Regions from separate parts of the Homo sapiens genome. Here region 2 is linked to region 1. Evidence: chromatin loops called from intact Hi-C (ENCODE). Cell type or tissue: PC-3. All regions are shown on one strand. Each heading gives the region's core, and the rest is flanking DNA. Links, peaks and the distances in the headings are about the cores only. Region 1 holds the start of LOC105375091 (a long non-coding RNA gene). Region 2 has its middle 12 kb from the start of GSTA1.

Evidence for each region. Hi-C counts contacts between places; a loop is a spot of excess contacts. Peaks named below come from ENCODE experiments on the same cell type or tissue, not always from the same donor. Only the 100,000 strongest peaks of a DNase experiment are listed, where the experiment ranks them.
Region 2: it touches region 1 in a loop (2.1-fold over the local background); 1 of 110 quality-filtered maps calls a loop at or near these places.

Annotation. Positions count from the first base shown.
Region 1 is chr6:52,877,792-52,887,240 of GRCh38, reverse strand. LOC105375091 (a long non-coding RNA gene) reads right to left here and starts at 4,576. Exons shown (of 4, transcript XR_926877.2): 1 at 4,436-4,576. It also overlaps the pseudogene GSTA10P. In PC-3, for the core only: a CTCF peak has its summit at 4,717 (motif pointing left); a DNase peak (open chromatin) is centred at 4,720; H3K4me3 peaks cover 762 bases.
Region 2 is chr6:52,811,347-52,820,795 of GRCh38, reverse strand. It overlaps the pseudogene GSTA6P. Among named protein-coding and RNA genes, the nearest start is that of GSTA1, 12 kb to the right of the region's middle. RefSeq lists an enhancer at 5,165-5,214. In PC-3, for the core only: CTCF peaks have their summits at 4,918 and 5,122 (motif pointing left); a DNase peak (open chromatin) is centred at 5,095.

The DNA of each region.
Region 1 (9,449 bases), core at 1,966-6,965:
ACAGCAGTGCGATCTTGGCTCACTGCAACCACTACCTCCTGGGTTCAAGCAGTTCTTCTGCCTCAGCCTCCCTAGTAGCTGGGATTACAGGCATGCACCACCAAGCCTGGATAATTTTTTGGTATTTTTAGTAGAGATGAGGTTTCACCAATGTGGCTAGGCTGGTCTTGAACTCCTGACTTCAGGTGATCCACCCGCCTTGGCCTCCCAAAGTGTTGGGATTACAGGTGTGAGCCACTGCGCCAGCCAGTCTTTGTTTTGAATAGCAGTGGGTTTGAATCCCAGATCCACCACTTACTATGGGCAAGTTACTCAAAAAATCTCAGTATTCTCAACTGTAAAATGAGATTAACAACAGCACTCACTTAGGTGATTTTTGTAGAATAAAATGAAGATAAATTTGGAGGAATGATCAGTGTGTGACTGACATTGAACAAATGATAGCACTTTCGGTTCCCTGCAAAATTAATGCAGCATCTATTTTTCCAGGTTATAAAACAAAATGCACCCTACAGAGGTAGAAAATAGAATTCCAAGAGAATCAAGAAATTATGATTCTCTATCTGTTTAAAGAATTTGGATCTCGTAGCTAGTTAAACAAGTCTGAGGCCCTATTTCTCCCTTTGATCAAACGTAGTTGTATTAGTTCATTTTCACACTGCTATAAAGAACTTCCCTGAGCCTGAGTAATTTATAAAGGAAAGAATTTTAACTGACTCACAGTTCCATATGGCTGGGGAGGTTTCAGGAAACTTATAGTCATGGTGGAAGGTGAAGGGGAAGCAGGCATTTTCTTCACAAGGCAGCAGCAGAGGGAAAGAGAGAGAAGGGGGAACTGTCCTTTATAAAACCATCAGATCTCGTGAGAACTCACTGTCAGGAGAACAGCATGGGGGAAACCACCTCCATGATCCAATCATCTCCCACCAGGTCCATCCCTCAACATGTGGGGATTATGGGGATTACAATTCGAGATGAGATTTAGGTGGGGACAAAGAGCCAAACCGTATCAGTAGCCTAATAGCCAAAGAGCTGAAGAGTGGCTCTGCTCCTTCCTGGTCCTCCCTGTCATGACATACTCTGGTTTCTTGGTCACTTACTGGATTCCCAGGGCCTTCACCTAGGTGGGTTCCAGGCCTGCCTTCATTTTAGTCTTGGGTGTGGATTTTCATGTTCATCACCACCTAGAGTGTGATTGTGGACATTGCATTTCACTTCTCTGATGTTCCATTTCATTAACCAAAAAATGGAGATAATAATAGGCATTTCGGCCGAGCACAGTGGCTCATGCCTGTAATCCCAGCACTTTGGGAGGCCGAGGCGGGCGGATCAGTAGGTCATGAGATCGAGACCATCCTGGCTAACATGGTGAAACCCCATCTCTACTAAAAATACAAAAAATTAGCTGGGCGTGGTGGCGGGTGCCTATAGTCCCAGCTACTTGGGAGGGTGAGGCAGGAGAATGGCTTGAACCCAGGAGGCAGAGCTTGCTGTGAGCTGAGATTGTGCTACCACAGCCTGGGTGACAGGGCGAGACTCCATCTCAAAAAAATAAATAAAAATAAAATAATAATAATAATAGTCATTTCATGGGACTTTGGAGGATTAAAGATATAACATATTAAAAGGGACTAGCATTGGGGAAGTGTCACCAGGATGTTTTTAATAAATATTGGTTCTTGAATTCTTCCTCTTCCCACTACCTTCCATATGTGCATTATTACCACAAACTCTCACTTCTTAACATGGCGAGAATGGTTACATTTAACCAATGGGCACGTGAGACTGGTTTGCTAGAATCTGAGGGTGGCCACCGATGGATAACAATTTGGGCCAAGAAAACATTCCAGGAACTCCTCCAACCCAGTCATGAAGAAGGCAGATTCTTCTTCAGTATTGTTGGTGGTTTTCAACAATACATCCTAATGAACATTTTTGATTCTATGGCTTCAATTATTTGTTCATTCATTCATTCTTTCATTCATGCTTAGAGAAAACTCCAGGAGTCTGCTATCATGGTGGGAAACCCAAGCTCTACTACCACAATGGACAGGGCAGAATGGAGTCCATCCAGTCGCTCCTAGCTGCATCTGGAGTACGGGTAGGTCCTGAGAGGTCATCTTAAGTTGGATCTAAAATTGACCTTACCAGATACTTTTCCCTCAGAAACTATGAGATGTTTCTTACTAAATGACTTGTCAAGTGTTGTACCTTAAAGAAAATTGGCAGTTATTAAGAAAGAGATGATGAATTTGATCTAATAAATTGTTAAAATATCTTCTCATCTAAGGGCATAAACATTAAGGTACATTTAAGAAACAAACTAATCAGAATGTGTGGACTTTAACTGAACTTGGATTTAAACAAACTCTAAAAAATAATTTATGGCATTTGTATAACAGTTAGAAGCATACATATTGATTGAATATTTGATGTCATGAAAAAATTATTGTTAATGTTTCATGTGTGATAATGTACTATGGCTATATTTAAAATCGTTCTTCTGTTTTAGGGAAACACATTGAGGTATCTAAGAATAAAATATATGATATCTGGGATTTCCTCACATTATTACAAGAAGAAAGTGGGTGGGCATGTAGATGAAAACACATTGGCTTTAGCTGGTATAAACCAAATATAAAATTCTAAGCCTCTTACCCAGCCCCGACCATCTGAATGGACCCTCTTCTCAGCAAGGGCATTACTAAGCTAACCTGAAAAACCAATTTAGGCCATGATGGGAAGTGGGAAGTTGGACATGCCCTCCTCTCTTTTGGAATTACTGATAGAACAGACTCTAAGTCTGATAAGAAACATTACTTTCAATGGCAAAAACCACAATTACTTTTGTACCAACCTAATACAATTTATTTTCTCTGAAGCCTGCTACCTGGATGCTTCATCTGCATGATAAAACTTTGGTCTCCACACCCCCTTATTACCCTAACCCAGATATTCCTTTCTATTGATCCCAGGTGAAGGGGTGGCCTGCTCCTCCACACCTGTGGGTATTTCTAGTCGGGTGGGACGAGAGACTGAGAAAAGAAATAAGACACAGAGACAAAGTATAGAGAAACGACAGTGGGCCCAGGGGACCGGCACTCAGCACACCAAGGACCTGCACCGGCACCGGCCTCTGAGTTCCCTCAGTTTTTATTGATTATTATTTTCATTATTTCAGCAAAAAAGGAATGTAGCAGGAGAGCAGGGTGATAATAAGGAGAAGGTCAGCAAAAAACATGTGAGCAAAAGAATCTATGTCATAATTAAGTTCAAGGGAAGGTACTATGACTGGACGTGCACGTAAGCCAGATTTATGTTTCTCTCCACCCAAACATCTCAGTGGAGTAAAGAATAACAAAGCAGCATTACTGCAAACATGTCTTGCCTCCCACCATAGGGCGGTTTTTCTCCTATCTCAGAATTGAACAAATGTACAATCGGGTTTTATACGGAGACATTCAGTTCCCAGGGGCAGGCAGGAGACAGTGGCCTTCCTCTATCTCAACTGCAAGAGGCTTTCCTCTTTTACTGATCCACCTCAGCACAGACCCTTTACGGGTGTCGGGCTGGGGGACGGTCAGGTCTTTCTCATCCCACGAGGCCATATTTCAGACTATCACGTGGGGAGAAACCTTGGACAATACCCCGCTTTCAAGGGCAGAGGTCCCTGCGGCTTTCCACAGTACATTGTGCCTCTGGTTTATTGAGACTAGAGAATGGCGATGACTTTTACCAACTATACTGCTTGTAAACATTTTGTTAACAAGGCACATCCTGCACAGCCCTGGATCCCTTAAACCTTGATTTCATACAACACATGTTTTTGTGAGCTCCAGGTTGGGTCAAAGTGTCTGGGGCAAAGCTACAAATTAACAACATCTCAGCAAGCAATTGTTTAAAGTACAGGTCTTTTTCAAAATGGAGTCTCTTATGTCTTCCCTTTCTACATAGACACAGTAACAGTCTGATCTCTCTTTCTTTTCCCTGCACCCAGGTCTTTAGATCATAACTCTTTCAATCAACTGCCAATTGGAAAATTTTATAATCTACACAAAATCTGGAAGTCCACACTTCCAGTTGTCCTGCCTTTCTGGACTGAACAAATGTACATCTCTATATATTTGATTGATGTCTCATGTCTCCCTAAAATTAAACTATATCCCAACCACCTTAAGCACACGTTCCCAGAATCTCCTGAGGGCTGTATCACAGGCCATTGGTCACTCACATTTGGCTCAGAATAAATCTCTTCAAATATTTTACAGCGTTTCACTCTTTTCCCTAATATTGGTAATTATTGATTCTATATGAGGAATACAAGAAAGGTCATTATACTTTTGTGTTATTTTTATACATGTTAGAAATTTATACAATAAGAGGATAAAAAGGCATAATATTAGAAAGTGAATGTAAAGTGGAACTGCGTACTCACCTGTTAAAGACTCAGTATACTAATTCAATGATTATTTTGTTGTGCACCTACTAAGTGCCAGATTCTGTGTGAGGTTCTGGAGGTAGACAGTGAACAAGACAGACTCAGTCTCTGCCCTCGGGTAGCCTACATATCTATAAGAATGGAGACAAGTAAACAGGTGATTAAAATAAGGAGCTTCCAGGAGAACACCCAAGCATTCCCCAGTGTTACCATATCATCCACCCAGTGTCTGAGGAGGAAATGCAGGGAGGTGTCTGTGGGACTCCGTTGAGTGCTGCCCTCTAGAGGTGTCACTGAGAAAAACACGTTCTAGTCCAGACCACAGTCCCTCAGTAACTGCCTGAGAGGGTTTTCTTCCGGAGTGAGTCTTCGACAACTCAGGAGATCTTGTCCCTTGGATGGTAGCAGAAAAAGAGGGTTTCAGGTGAGGTGGCGTCCTGTGAGGGGAACTTCCAGTGAGCCCCTTCAGCCTCACAGCGCCGTGTGGAACTGAGCCTTGGGACGGCACTTTCTCCATTGCTTCACGAAGGCTCGGGACCTTAGCCTCACCCTTTCTCAATCCTACGAATAAGCACACAAGAAATCCACACACCGTCATTCCAGGTTTTGTTTGTTTGTTTGTTTGTTTTGGTACAAATGAATACCCCGTTTCACTGTCACCCAGACGTCAGCTCTGCAGCTCAGGGATGTGTTCAGAGCCCGGGTAGGAAGAGTTCAGCAGGAGGGAGGGAGGGGCAAGGCTGGGAGGAACCCAGGCTCCCTGGCCTCCATCCAGCCTGACTGAAGGCGGGGGCAGGGCTGACTGCAGACCTTGCTCAGGCTTCTGGGGTCTCAGTGCCCTAAGGCTGATGATCACAACCAAGTCCTCAGCCTCACAAGCACATCCCACTTGCCAGTCCCACCACCTCGGTCACCCTCCTGCCAGGACCACACACCGTTCCTTAGGTTTGTCCTGAACCGGACACAGTATTAATTTCTGGCACACCCTTCCTGCCCCCGCCTCCCCCACCCCCCAACCATGATCTCTAGATCCTGGTCCTGTGTGATCATAGATCCACAACAAACTCTGTTCCATGGAGCAAGCTAGAAACCCCCAAATTCCTGACATTTGACTATAAAGAACTCTATTAAAGTATACTTAGCCACTGCAAACACCGCTACTGTTTATTACTTGATTTATGTGGGTCAGGCCCTGTATGATGCATTTTGAAAACATTAAAACATTCTGTTAAGAAAATGTTCTATGCCCATTTTGCAGATGAGGGAACTAATGCTTAAAGACGTTAAGTGATGATTCCCAGATCACACAGCTATTATGAGGCAGAGCCAAGATTGGAACCAGATCATATTAACAGTGAAATCCTGAAAATCTTTGTAAGAGTCTGCTTTAACTTTTATTTTTATAGATTCTGCCTATTAAGTCAACTGCATCATTATGTAATAACTGATTTTCATATTTATATTAAATACCTGCATCTACTCAGAGTTTCTGATCAGATTTAGACAACCTTGCTGGCTGCCATTCCAACTACTCTCAGGACAAGGTGTAATTTATTTCAAAGTTTAAATTACTGGATATAGGTCAACAAGAGACTATACATTCAGTGATTTTAGATTGATTTAAATTTTTTGAAAAGGATGCTATGAAATAGCAGCCATCTCTCAGAGTCCCAAAACATATATTTAACGAGCATTTATTATATACCTGCTACTTTTCCAAGTGCTTTGCATGACTTTGAAATTTAATTTTCATACCAATCTTTTTTTTTTTTTTTTTTTTTTTTTTTTTTTGTTGAGGCAGAGTCTCACCCTGTCTCCCAGGCTGGAGTGTAGTGGTGCAATCTTGGCTCACCGCAACCTCCACCTCCCAGGTTCAAGCCATTCTCCTGTCTCAGCTTCCTGAGTAGCTGGGATTACAGGCATGCGCCACCACACCTGGCTAATTTTTGTATTTTTAGTAGAGATGGGGTTTCTCCATGTTGGACAGGCTGGTCTTGAACTCCCGACCTTAGAGGATCCGCCTGCCTCGGCCTACCAAAGTGCTGGGATTACAGGCGTGAGCCACTGCGCCCGGCCTTTCATACCAATCTTTAAAAAAAGCTTCATAAGTATATCCATTTCACAGGTTAGGATACTGAGACACAGAGAGATTCAACAATGTGTCCAAAATCAAGAAGCCAGGACTTGAAAATAGTGATATTAAACCCACACAGCCATATCATAAACCACAGATTTTTATTAAAAATAACATTAGTCTGGGGACCCTAATTCCTTCCTCAAATTGAGAATTCTACTCTGTCATGTTCCATTTACTCCAGGAGGGGAAATTATCGTTGCAAGAGTTAAAGCTGTGCAATAGCAGGACCTATCTCATGCACAGTAGGGCTCCTAACAAGTGGGGTGATATAAATTACAGCAGAGGTTCCTCGGTGGAAGAATCTTTTTTGGTCATTAGCCCATTGCATACCCCACACTAGGGACACAAAGCCTGCGGTCTGATCTCACCTGGAGACACATGCTTTCCTATGATACGACAACAACATAACTAGAAGAACTGCTTGATACCTTAACGCCAGTGACATCCCCTCCCAAATCATGACCTAATCATGGACATGGGAGAGATCAGGGTGTGGATGAAGTGAACTAAAAGATTGAGTGCTATGTGCTGTGATCCATGCTTTTCTCTTGATGAATCTAGTCTAAATTTCCAAGTGGCCATGACCAGACCCCTCTGTGTGCACTGCCAAACTCAGAAATCTTATATTCTCCAAATTATGTATCAGACAGTAGCCATTCAAGGTTAAAAGTCTATAATGCTATGGAATGACCTATCAGGAGCCCATTCACTGATTCTGCTTTCGGTTTGAAGAGAAATTTCTAGAATCTGCAGAAGATTTGGAAAAGTTAAGAAATGGTAAGATCGAGTCTCTACGTGTCTCTGAGGAAGGTATCTAGTAGAAGGTACACTTGCAGGTTTTAATACCAGGCCGTGTCTATGTGTGCGAAGGGTGGTAGTTGGGGTGGTGGAGAGGGAAAAAAGTGGTTAAAGTAGAAAGGGTGGGGCTCCTTGAGCAGTTCTGTCAACTCTCTCCAGGCTAAAAGGGCCAGACCTCTTAGAGTATTTGCTAGAGGAGCCATCCCCAGCACCCTGAGAATGGCCTTTCCTTGCTTTCATTCTTTCAACACTGTGAATAAGCTGTGGTTGGTTCGGGATCCCATACAGCCCTCCCCATCCAAGGACACGCGCGGACATTCATCAGAGGGAAGGAGTTGAAATAGGTCCATCTTGAATTCATTTCTCTTATGAATTTGACAAGGTGATATTCTTGCAACTGTAGGCTTAGATAATGAGATAGTGTTGAATTGGTTGGAAGTCCAGGTCAGAGGGTGAGGAGGGACATGAGCCAGGGTAGCAGCAGTAGAGTGAGGAACACAGCACCCACCCTGCACACACTGTCCAGTGGGGGTATTGAAGACTATACAAAGGACCTACATAGAAACTTTTCTCAGAACTGTCTTTAATGTCTTCACACCATGAGATTTACTTTGAGATATTCCCATGTTAATTGGCATGTGGCTAGTGGGCCTGCAGCAGCCTCTCCCAACTTCTTCCTAAAATATCCATGAAGATATATCAACACAAAAAATACAAGGGACCTATTATGTATCTGGATGAGGAACAAAAACATAAATGAAATAAGAGGCTACAAGGTAAGAGGAAGCTTGATAGGAAAAAGAAGGACTAAGGAAGCTAAAAACAAATTTCTATTTCCTTTGAGAGGTTATACCAGGCAATAATTTCTTTTCTATTTTATAAATTTAGTCATTTCAGCAAACATTTTTTCATGCTGAAAGACTGGGATTCATAGACATCTGACTCTCCTTTTTTTCCTTCTTTCTAAAGATGGGAGTTTGATGTTCCAGCAAGTGCCAATAGTTGAGATTGATGGGATGAAGCTGGTGCAGACCAGAGCCGTTCTCAACTACATTGCCAGCAAATACAGTCTCTATGAGAAAGACATAAAGGAGAGAGTCCTGTATGGTATATTTTCTGTTCTTCCATTAACAGAGAATACAGAGTGATTTAGGTCCTTCCTTGAGTGGGCGGGACCGTGGCAGGGGCATTATCGTCAGCATCAGGCTGGACCTTGGGTGTGTATGCTGAGTTGCAGTATTGCAGAGTCCCATGGAGATGAGGAAACAGTGAACATGGGGTGGGTTCAGGTGAGGGTGATTCTAGAAAAGGATGCAGTCCATGGATCGAGCACCCTGACAGAGGTTTCCAAACACTGATGAACCATGAACTCAGGAGGATGGCAAATCATGATTCCAGGTGCTCAGGCCTTCAGAGACTGGGCGCCAACAACAGCTTAGGACAAGTCATAGAATGTTTGAGAGTCGGTAGATGAAGGCCTGGGGAGAGAAGGCTCTAAAGAAGCTGAATCTCAGGTTCCAATAACTCCAAGAATGATGACCAGGAACCTACGTTAGCAACTAATTATATGAACTGGTCAACTTGACTCAGGTTAGCAGAGGCTGGTGCCCAAGATACCAGGATTACCTAAAGTGAAGCATTTGATACAGACCTAAGCAGCCACACTGATTTTGCACCAGCAAAGCTGGGAGGAGGGGTCTCCTCCCCTGTTGGCAGTTCCTTGAAAAGTCCAATATAGAGTTACCAATGACCTAACAATTCCACTACCAGGTCTACAACCAGGATAAAGGAAAACACAGCCTCACTAATCCATGCACAGAAATGTTCATAGGAGAACTATTCATGATATGCAAAAGGTGGAAACTACCCAAATGTCCACCCATGGATGAATGGAGGAACAAGACGTGCTGTGGCAGACAATGGAATATTCTTGGACTATGAAAAGGGTCAAAGTACTGATGCATGCTACAACATGGGTGAACCTTGAAAACATGTTCCATAAAAGAAACCAGACACCAAAGGCCACATGTTACATGATTTCTTTTGTATGAACTATCCAGACCATTCGAATCTAGA
Region 2 (9,449 bases), core at 2,559-7,558, 67 kb after region 1:
AGTGGACTAAACCTCTTTTCTTTATCAATTACGAGTCTCAGGTAGGTCCCTATAGCAGTGTGAAAATGGACTAATACAACACCCATGTGAGAAGATACTGAAATGACAAGAAATGCATGTTGCAAGGCAATGTTTGCACAAGAATGAGGATTGATACTAATTTGAAGGGTAGGAAGGCAGACATTTGGGAGGTACAAAATCTACTGAACCTGCAGATTGAGATGCTACCCTGGAAAGAAGGAGCCCACCTGGGCAGAAGGGCAAGAGTCCTCAGTTTTCTCAGCCTGGCAGCCTTCTCCCCTTTCTCTGATTTCCTTGGTTAACAGAATCATGATTCCCGGGTTGAAATTTCTAGGAATCCTTTAAAGTGAAATCACTGCTGAGCACATTCTGTTCTGTCAGTTGGCCAGAAGCCTGTTATTCTGACTAGATCTAAACCACTTTAGGGCAGAGACCAAATCCAACCAAATATTTTTCTGCTACAAGCCATCACTATTGCTTGAGACACCGAAACAGCTCAATCAATGTTAGTCAGTTTGAATGAAACTTTTTAAAAGAAGGAAATATGCTGAAAACAAGAAATAGAAGAAAGGTTAGCAAAATGTCTGCATTTTCAGGTAAGGAACAGGATGCTGTAGAGGAGCAACCATTTTCATCAAGTATTGAGAGTGAGACCCTGCCCAAGAGCTATGAATAGCTGGAGAGAGAAGCAGTGAGGCTCACTCTCACTCCACTGGAGTTTATGCAAAGAGGGCCTGGGAACAGGACAGGTTCACAGTGCTCAGAGCAGGGAGTGGGTGGTAGCTAGGCCTGGCCTGAGGAGAGAGGCCCACCAGGTGCAGGGTATGGGAGCCTTTTTCCAGATTATAAAACGTCTGTTTTTCCAGGTTATAAAACAACCTGGGAACCAGGTCTGCTGCAGTCTAGGAGTTAAGTAAGTCTGTGTTAACGATGGGTCAGGCCTCCCTGAAACTTCACTGAAAACTTTGTTAACCCAGGTTGACTGTATCAGTGACTATCATTAATCTCTGTATAGGAGCTTTAAAAAAAGAGACTCATTATATGACTTATTCGAAAAGAAATCTAGATATATATAAAATCTTATTTTTACCAGAGCTTGATGGGTTAAGAGAGAAAGAGAGAGGAGACTCATGTGCTACCCAGTGTGTTCCGAGAGACTCATCCACATCCCAAGAAGTGGGGGCAGGAGGTCACTCTCATTATTCAGTTCCTATTATAAATTTTATATACAATATTTCATTGAACTTTCTCAACAGCCCTCAAAGATAGATATAACTATCCCTATTTTGAAAGGAGAAACTTGAGCTCAGAATTTGAAGAGCCTACTGAGTTTATGAACCTCATAATGGAAGGAGTTGTGATTTATCTCAGTCTCCCTTCTCTCTGATATGAAGCAATAATTAGGACCACCCAGGGACCAAGAGTAAATTAACTCTAATTTACTACTGGAATTTCACCACTTATATTCCTTTCAAAACAAGCCCATTTTCTAGTTGAGGAAAATACAGTTATACTAGTTCTCAACTCATTTAAGTTTTTAGGGTTGCCAAAGTAGAGAAAGAAACATTTTTATTATTATTATTTTCTCCAATCAAGCTCCTGAAAAGTTGCTAACAGAAAGGAACTCGAGATTCAGGTGTCCCCCTCTCGCCCTTCCCTTCCAATCTTTAGTTGGTTAATGGAGTCTGTATGGGAAAATATGAAACAATTTCTCAGATAGAAGCAGAGCCAGCTTACAGGGTGGAGTAGAAAAGCTATGGACCTGCAATCAGAAGGAGTTCAAGCTGACCCAACACTCACCAAGTGTGCAGCGTGGGCCAGTCGCTTTAGCTCTCTGAACCTCAGTGTGCCCATCTTTAATTAGGATATTAGGAGCCGTTTCCCAGGGTTGTTGCAGAAGGTAGACACACTCCCTAGATATTGACCATGAATGAGGAGAATGTGTGTGTGACCCATGGCAAATCTTCGAGCCTCTCTGGTTCTCATTTTCTGTTGACCCAACAAAGCTCAGTGGTAACCTTTGCCTCAGTGTTGGCCTGGCCTTTGGAAACCTCATATAGTGAAGGTGATATGTTACATGTAAGCGAGAGCATTATTATAAAATGTTATGTGAGATAATAATAATTCATTTCCCTTTGAAACATGATCCTCAGTAATGGCTAAGGGTGCCAGTGTGCGATTTGAATCACTCTGTGCACTCTAGCCCATAACAATTAAAGAAGCACACCCCACTCTCTGTGAGGTTCACTCTCCCTTTCCTTCTGCTGAATCATGCTATTTCCATTTCCAATGAGAGGAAAGTGCAATGTGTAAAGTCTCTAATTACAAGACAGATGAGTTGATTAAGTATGTTTCAAATAATTATTTACTTTCTAAAAGTTAGACTGTTGAGTTCCACATTTTAAAATGTAGACATTTAAAAGATTTTAATGTCTAAATTCAAGTCATACGTACTTTTTTAGAAATACATCTGTTGGTAAAGACAAGTATATTTTTGTACAAATGTATCAACCTCGATGACCACAAAACTTTGCAAGAAGAATCTTAATATGTTATAACAGAGTTGGGGGTTTGGAGAGAAAATGCCACTGTTCCTAAGTCTTGGAACTCATGCTTTCAATGAGTCCTGTGTGTTTCCACTCACATTCATGATCCAATTATTTATGGCCTGTCCCTGTACACTTGGTTTTCATTTGCTGGTTCTCTGCTATGCTCCACCTCCCAAGCAGGCTGGGATAGAGCAAGGGCCAACAAACTTCCTTGATGATCCCTAGTGAATTTATCTCTAACCATTTGCAATGGCCAAATGAACGTGCACACATGCAAATATCCATACACATAACATACATGTAACTGAAACTAAAAACTCATGAAACATTACTTACTCTCCAGCATGTCATGCTCTCTGGTATTTTTTTATTCTTTCCTATTTTCTTTAAAAAATATGTAGCTTTCACAATTTTCTGGAAAATTAGCATACATATTTGAGAAACACTAACAGAAAATAAGGCTCAGTCATTGGTTTTGAATAGCAATGGGTTTGAATCCCAGATTCACCACTTACTCTGGACGAGTTGCTTTAAAAATCTCAGTATCACCAGTTGTAAAATGAGAATAATAATAACATTCAACTTAGGTGATTTTTGTAAGATAAAATGAAGATAAATTTGGAGGAATGGCCAGTGTGTGACTGATGCTGAATAGATACTATCTCCTATTCAAGCCTGCAAAGTTGATGAGGCAACATGTTTTTCCAGGTTATAAAACAAAATGCACCCCAAAGAGGTGGAATACAGAAAACCAAAAGAAGCAAGAAATTAGGGTCCTCTGTCTGTTGAAAGAATTTGGTTCTTCGAGCTACAGTTAAGCAAGCCTGAGGCCTAATTTCTGCTTTTCATCAAATTCAGCCTAACAGCCAAAGAGGTGGTCCTCCTTGTCAGTGACATCCTCTGGTTTCACAGCCACTTCATGGGTTCTCAGGGCCTTCACCTGGGTGGGTTCTAGGCCTACCTTCATTTTCGTCCTGGGTGTGGATTTTCAAGTTCATCACCACGTGGAGTGTGATAGCGGACATTGCATTTAACTTTTCTGATGTTCCATTTCACTAACTAAGGAATGGAGATAATAACAAGCATTTCATGGGACTATAAGGAGGAGTCAAGATATAACATATTGAAAGAGACTAGCATTGGGGAAGGAAGGATCAGTCGAAAGTTTTCAATAAATATTAGTTCTTGAATTCTTCCTCTTCCCACTAACTTCCCTACATTCATTATTACCACATACTCGCACCTCTTAGCATGGCGAGAATGGTCACATTTAACCAATGGGCACATGAGACTGGTTTGCTGGAATCTGAGACTGGTTTGCTGGAATCATAGTTTTTATGTTTTAGGGAAACACTTTGAAGTATCTAAGGATGGAATATACGGTATTTGGGATTTCCTTACATTATTACAAGATGGGGGAAGTGGGTGGGCATGTATATGAAAACACATTGGCTTTAGTTGGTGTAAACCAAATATAAAATTCTAAGCTCCCTCCCTCACTCTGACCATCTGAATGGATCTCTCTTTTCAGCAAGGCCATTCCAAAGCTAACCTGAAAAATGAATTTAGGCCATGATGGGAAGTGGAGGGGGTTGGACAAGCCTCATTATACCTCATCTCTTTTGGAATTACTAACAGAACAAACTTTTTTAGTCTGATAAGAAACAAGTACAATCATTTTCTCTGAAACTTGCTACCAGGTGGCTTCATCTGCAGGGTAAAACTTTGTTCTCTACAACCCCTTATTATCCTAAACTAGACATTCCTTTCTATTGATTCCAGGTGGTTAGATAGTAACTTAACCCTTTCAACCAACTGCCAATCAGACAAATTTTAAATCTACACACAACCTGGAAACCCACACTTCCAGTATCCCTCCTTTCCATACCAAACCAATGTACATCTATATATATTTGATTGATGTCTCATGTCTCCTGAAAATGTGTAAAATTAAGCTGTACCCTCACCACCTCGACCACACGGTCTCTGAATCTCCTGAGGGCTGTATCTCAGGCACTAGATACTCATATTTGGCTCAGAATAAATCTCCAAATATTTTACAGAGTTTGACTCTTTTCAATAACATTGGTAGTTACTGATTCTATGAGAGGAATACAAGGAAGGTCGTGATACTTTTGTGTTATTTTTATACATGTTAGAAATTTATGTAATAAGGGGATAAAATGTATATCAGGAAGTGAATGTAAAGTTAAAATGCATACCACACATGAGAGGTGGAAGGCAGTGGATTATAACAAATAACCTGTTAAAGACTGAGTATATTAATTCGATGATTATTTTGTTGTGCACCTACTAAGTGCCAGGTGCTGTGTGAGGTTCTGATGATAGACAGTGAACGAGACAGACTCAGTTCCTGCTCTCGAGTAGCCTACATACCTATAAGAATGGAGACAAGTAAACAGGTGATTAAAATCAGGAGCTTCCAGGAGAACACCCAAGCAGTCCCCAGCGTTACCAGGTCATCCTTCCAGTGTTTGAGCAGGAAATGCTGGGAGGTGTCTGTGGGACTCCGTTGAGTGCTGCCCTCTAGAGGTGTCACTGAGAAAAACACTTCCAAGTCCAGAACAGAGTCCCTCAGGGGCTGCCTGAGGGTTTTCCTCGGGGTAACTCATGGACAGACTCAGGAGATCTTGTCCCTCGGGTGGCAGCCGAAAAGGAGGGTTTCAGGTGAGGTGGCATCCTGTGAAAGGAAGTTCTAGCGCGCCCCTTCAGCCTCACAGCGCCGTGTGGGCCTGAACCTTGGGAAGGCACTTTCTTCATTGCTTCACGAGGGCCTGGGACTTTAGCCTCACCCTTTCTCAATCCTATGAAGAAATAAGCACACAAGAAATCCAAACACTGCCATTCCAGGTTGTTTTCTTTGTATGAATGAATACCCTGTCACCCAGACATCAGCTCTACAGCTCAGGGATGTGTTCAGAGCCCGGGTAGGAAGAGTTCAGCAGGAGGGAGGGAGGGGCAAGGCTGGGAGGAACCCAGACTCCCTGGCCTCCAACCAGCTTGACTGAAGGCGGGGGCAGGGCTGACTGCAGACCTTGCTCAGGCTTCTGGGGTCTCAGTGCCCTAAGGCTGATGATCACAACCCAGTCCTCAGCCTCACAAGCACATCCCACTTGCCAATCCCACCCCACCTCGGTCACCCTCCTGCCAGGACCACCCACCGTTCCTTAGGTTTGTCCTGAATTGGACGCTTTATTAATTGCTGGCACACACCCCCCATGATCTCCACATCCTGGTCCTGTGCGATCATAGATCCACAACAAACTGTTCCATGGAGCAAGCTAGAAACCCCCAAATTCCTGAACTTTCACCGTAAAGAACTCCATTAAACTATAAGTAACCACTGCAAACACAACTACCATTTATTACTTGATGTTGATGCACGCGGGTCAGGCCCTGTATCATGCATTTTGAAAACATTACAATATTCTGTTTAAGAAAATATTCTATCCCCATTTTGCAGATGAGGAAACTAAGGCTTGAAGATGTTAAGTGATGATTCCCAGATCACACAGCTATTTTGAGGCAGAGTCAAGATTGGTACCAGATCATATCAACAGTGAAATACAGGAAATCTTGGTAAGTGTCTACTTTGACTTTTATTTTTATAGATTCTGCCTATTAAGTCAACTGCATTGTTATGCAATAACTGGTTTTCATAGTTGTATTAAATACCTGCATCCACTCAGAGCTTCTGATCAGATTGAGACAGCCTTATTGCTGGCTGCCATTCCAACCAAAGTGACTACACTCAGGACAAGGTGTGATTTATTTCAAAGTTTAAATCACTGATATAGATCAGCAATAGAGTATATTTTCATCAATATTAGATTGATTTAATTTTTTTAAGGATGATATGAAATAGCAGCCATACTTCAGAATCCTAATAGTGTATGTTTAATGAGCACTTACACACTTGCTACTTTTCTGAGTGCTTTGCATGACTTTGAAATTTAATCTTCATACCAACCTATAACATAGGTACCATAAGTATTCCCATTTCATAGATTAGGATACTGAGACACAGAGAGATTTAACAATGTGTCCAAAGTCAAGAAGCCAGGACATGACAACAGTGATATTAAACCCACACAGCCATGTCACAAGCCAGAGATTTTCATTAAAAATAATGTTACTGTGGGGACTTTAATTCCTTCCTGAAATTGAGAATTCTATTCTATTGTGTCCCATATTCTCCAGGAGGGAAAATTATAATTGCAAGAGTTATAACTGTGCAACAGCTATGACCTATTTCAACTTTAGCAGGGCTCCTACAAACTAAGCTGATGTAAATTATAGCAGAGGGCCCTTGGTGGCAGAATCTTTGGTGGCCACTGGCCTATGGCATACCCATGCTGGGGTCACAAAGGTTGTGGTCTGATCTCACTCAGAGACATATGCTTTCCTAAGATATGACAACATCATAATTAGAAGAACTGCATGATCCTTTAACTGCAGTGACATCCCCTCTCAAATCATGACCTAATCATGGACATGGGAGCGATCAAGGTGGAAGTAAAGTGAACTAGAAGATTGAGCGACTATGTGCTGTGATCCATGCCCTTTTCTCGATGATCTAGTGTAAATTTCAAAATGGCCACCACCAGCCTCCTCTGTGTGCTCTGCCAAGCTCAGAAATCTTATATTTTCCAAATTATGTACCAGCCAGAAGCCATTCAAGGTTAAAGGTCTACAGTGCTATGGAATGAATTAATAAGAGCCCATTTACTGTTTCTGCTTCCAGTTTGAAGAGAAATTTCTGGAATCTGCAAAAGATTTGGAAAAGTTAAGAAATAGTAAGATCAAGTCTCTAAGTGCCTCTGAGGAGGGTATCTAGTAGAAGGTACACAGGGAGGTTTGAACAGCCAGCAATGCTTACATGTGTGTAGGGTTGTAGTTGGTGATGGTGGAGAGGGAGAAAATCATAAAATGGAAAGGATGGGCTCCTAGAGCAGGTCTGGCAACTCTTTCCAGGCTAAAAAGGGCCAGACTTCTCTTTGTATTTGCTGGAGAACCATCTCCAGCACTCTGAGGATCCCTTTTCTTGCTTTCCTGCTTTTGGCACCATGAGTGAGCTGTGGTCATCAACTCAGGATCTCATATAGCCCACCCCATCCAAAGACACGCAAGGACATGTTTTAGACAAAAGGAGTTGAAATAGGTCCATTTTGAATTGTTTCTATTATAAGTTTGACAAGGTGATATCTTTGCAATATTGTCTGCTTAGATAATGAGACAGTGTTGACTTGGTTGGAAGTCCAGGTCACAGGGTGAGGAGGGACATGAGCCAGGGTAGAAGCCATGGGGTAAGAAACACAGAGCCTGCCCTGCACACACTGTCTAATGGGGGTATTGAAGGGCACACAAAGAGCCTACATAGAAGCTTCTCTCAGAACTGTGTTTAATGTCTTCAACAGCATGAGACTTACTTTGAGAAATTCCCATGTTAAATGGCATCTGGCTGGTGACCTGTTGCAGTCTCTCCCAACTTCTTCCTAAGATATCATGAAAATAAATCAACACAGACAATACAAGCGACCTATTCTGTAGCTGGATGGGAAATAAAAACATAAATGAAGTAACAGTATAAAAAGTAAAAGAACGCTTGATAAGAAAAAGCACTTCCAGAAGCTAAAAATAAGTTCCTATTTCATTTGAACAGTTGCCAGGCAATTTTTTTTTCATTTTATACATTTAGTCATTTCCACAACCACTTTTTCATCCTGAAAGGGTGGGATTCATAGAAATTTCACTCTGCCTTTTTTTTTTTTTCTATTTTCTAAAGATGGGAGTTTGTTCTTCCAGCAAGTGCCAATGGTTGAGATTGACGGGATGAAGCTGATGCAGACCAGAGCCATTCTCAACTACATTGCCAGCAAATACAACCTGTGTGGGAAAGACATAAAGGAGAGAGCCCCATATAGTATATTTTTTGTTCTTCCATCAACAGAGAACACAGAGTGATTTCGGTCCTTCTGTGAGTGGGCAGGACCGTGGAAGGAGCATCACGACTAGCAGCAGGCTGGGCCTTGGGCATATACGCTGGTGTCCAGTATTGCAGAGTCCCATGGAGATGAGAAAAGAGTGAATATGGGGAGGGTTCAGGCAAGTGTGATTCTAGAAGACAATGCAGCCTATGGATCCAGCACCCTGACAAAGGTTTCCAAACGCTGATGAACCATGAACTCAGGAGGATGGGGAATCATGATTCCAGGTGCTCGGGACTTCAGAGGCTGGACTCCAGCCAACAGCTTAGGACAAGGCATAGAATGTTTGAGAGTCGGTAGATGAAGGCCTGGGGAGAGAATGCTGCAAAGGAGCTGAATCTCAGGTTCCAGTAATTCCAAGAATGGTGACCAGGAACCTAAGTTTCCAGCCAGTTGTATGAACTGGTCCACTTGACTAAGGTTTGAGAGGCTGGTGCCCAAGATACCAGGATTACCTAAAGTGCAGCATTTGATACAGACCTAAGCAGCCAGACTGATTTTGCATCAGCAAAGCTGGGAGGAGGGGTCTCCTCCTTTGCTGGCAGTTCCTTGAGAAGTCCAATATAGAGTTACCAATGACCTAGCAATTCCACTACCAGGTCTACATCCAGGAGAAAGGAAAACACATCCTCACTAATCCATGCACAGAAATGTTCATAGGAGAATTATTCATGCTATGCAAAAGGTGGAAACAACCCAAATGTCCACCCATGGATGAATGGAGGAACAAGTTGTGCTGTAGCAGACAATGGAATATTCTTGGGCTATGAAAAGGGATGAAGTACTGATGCATGCTACAACATGGGTGAGCCTTGAAAACATGTTCCATAAAAGAAACCAGACACCAAAGGCCACATGTAACATGAATTCT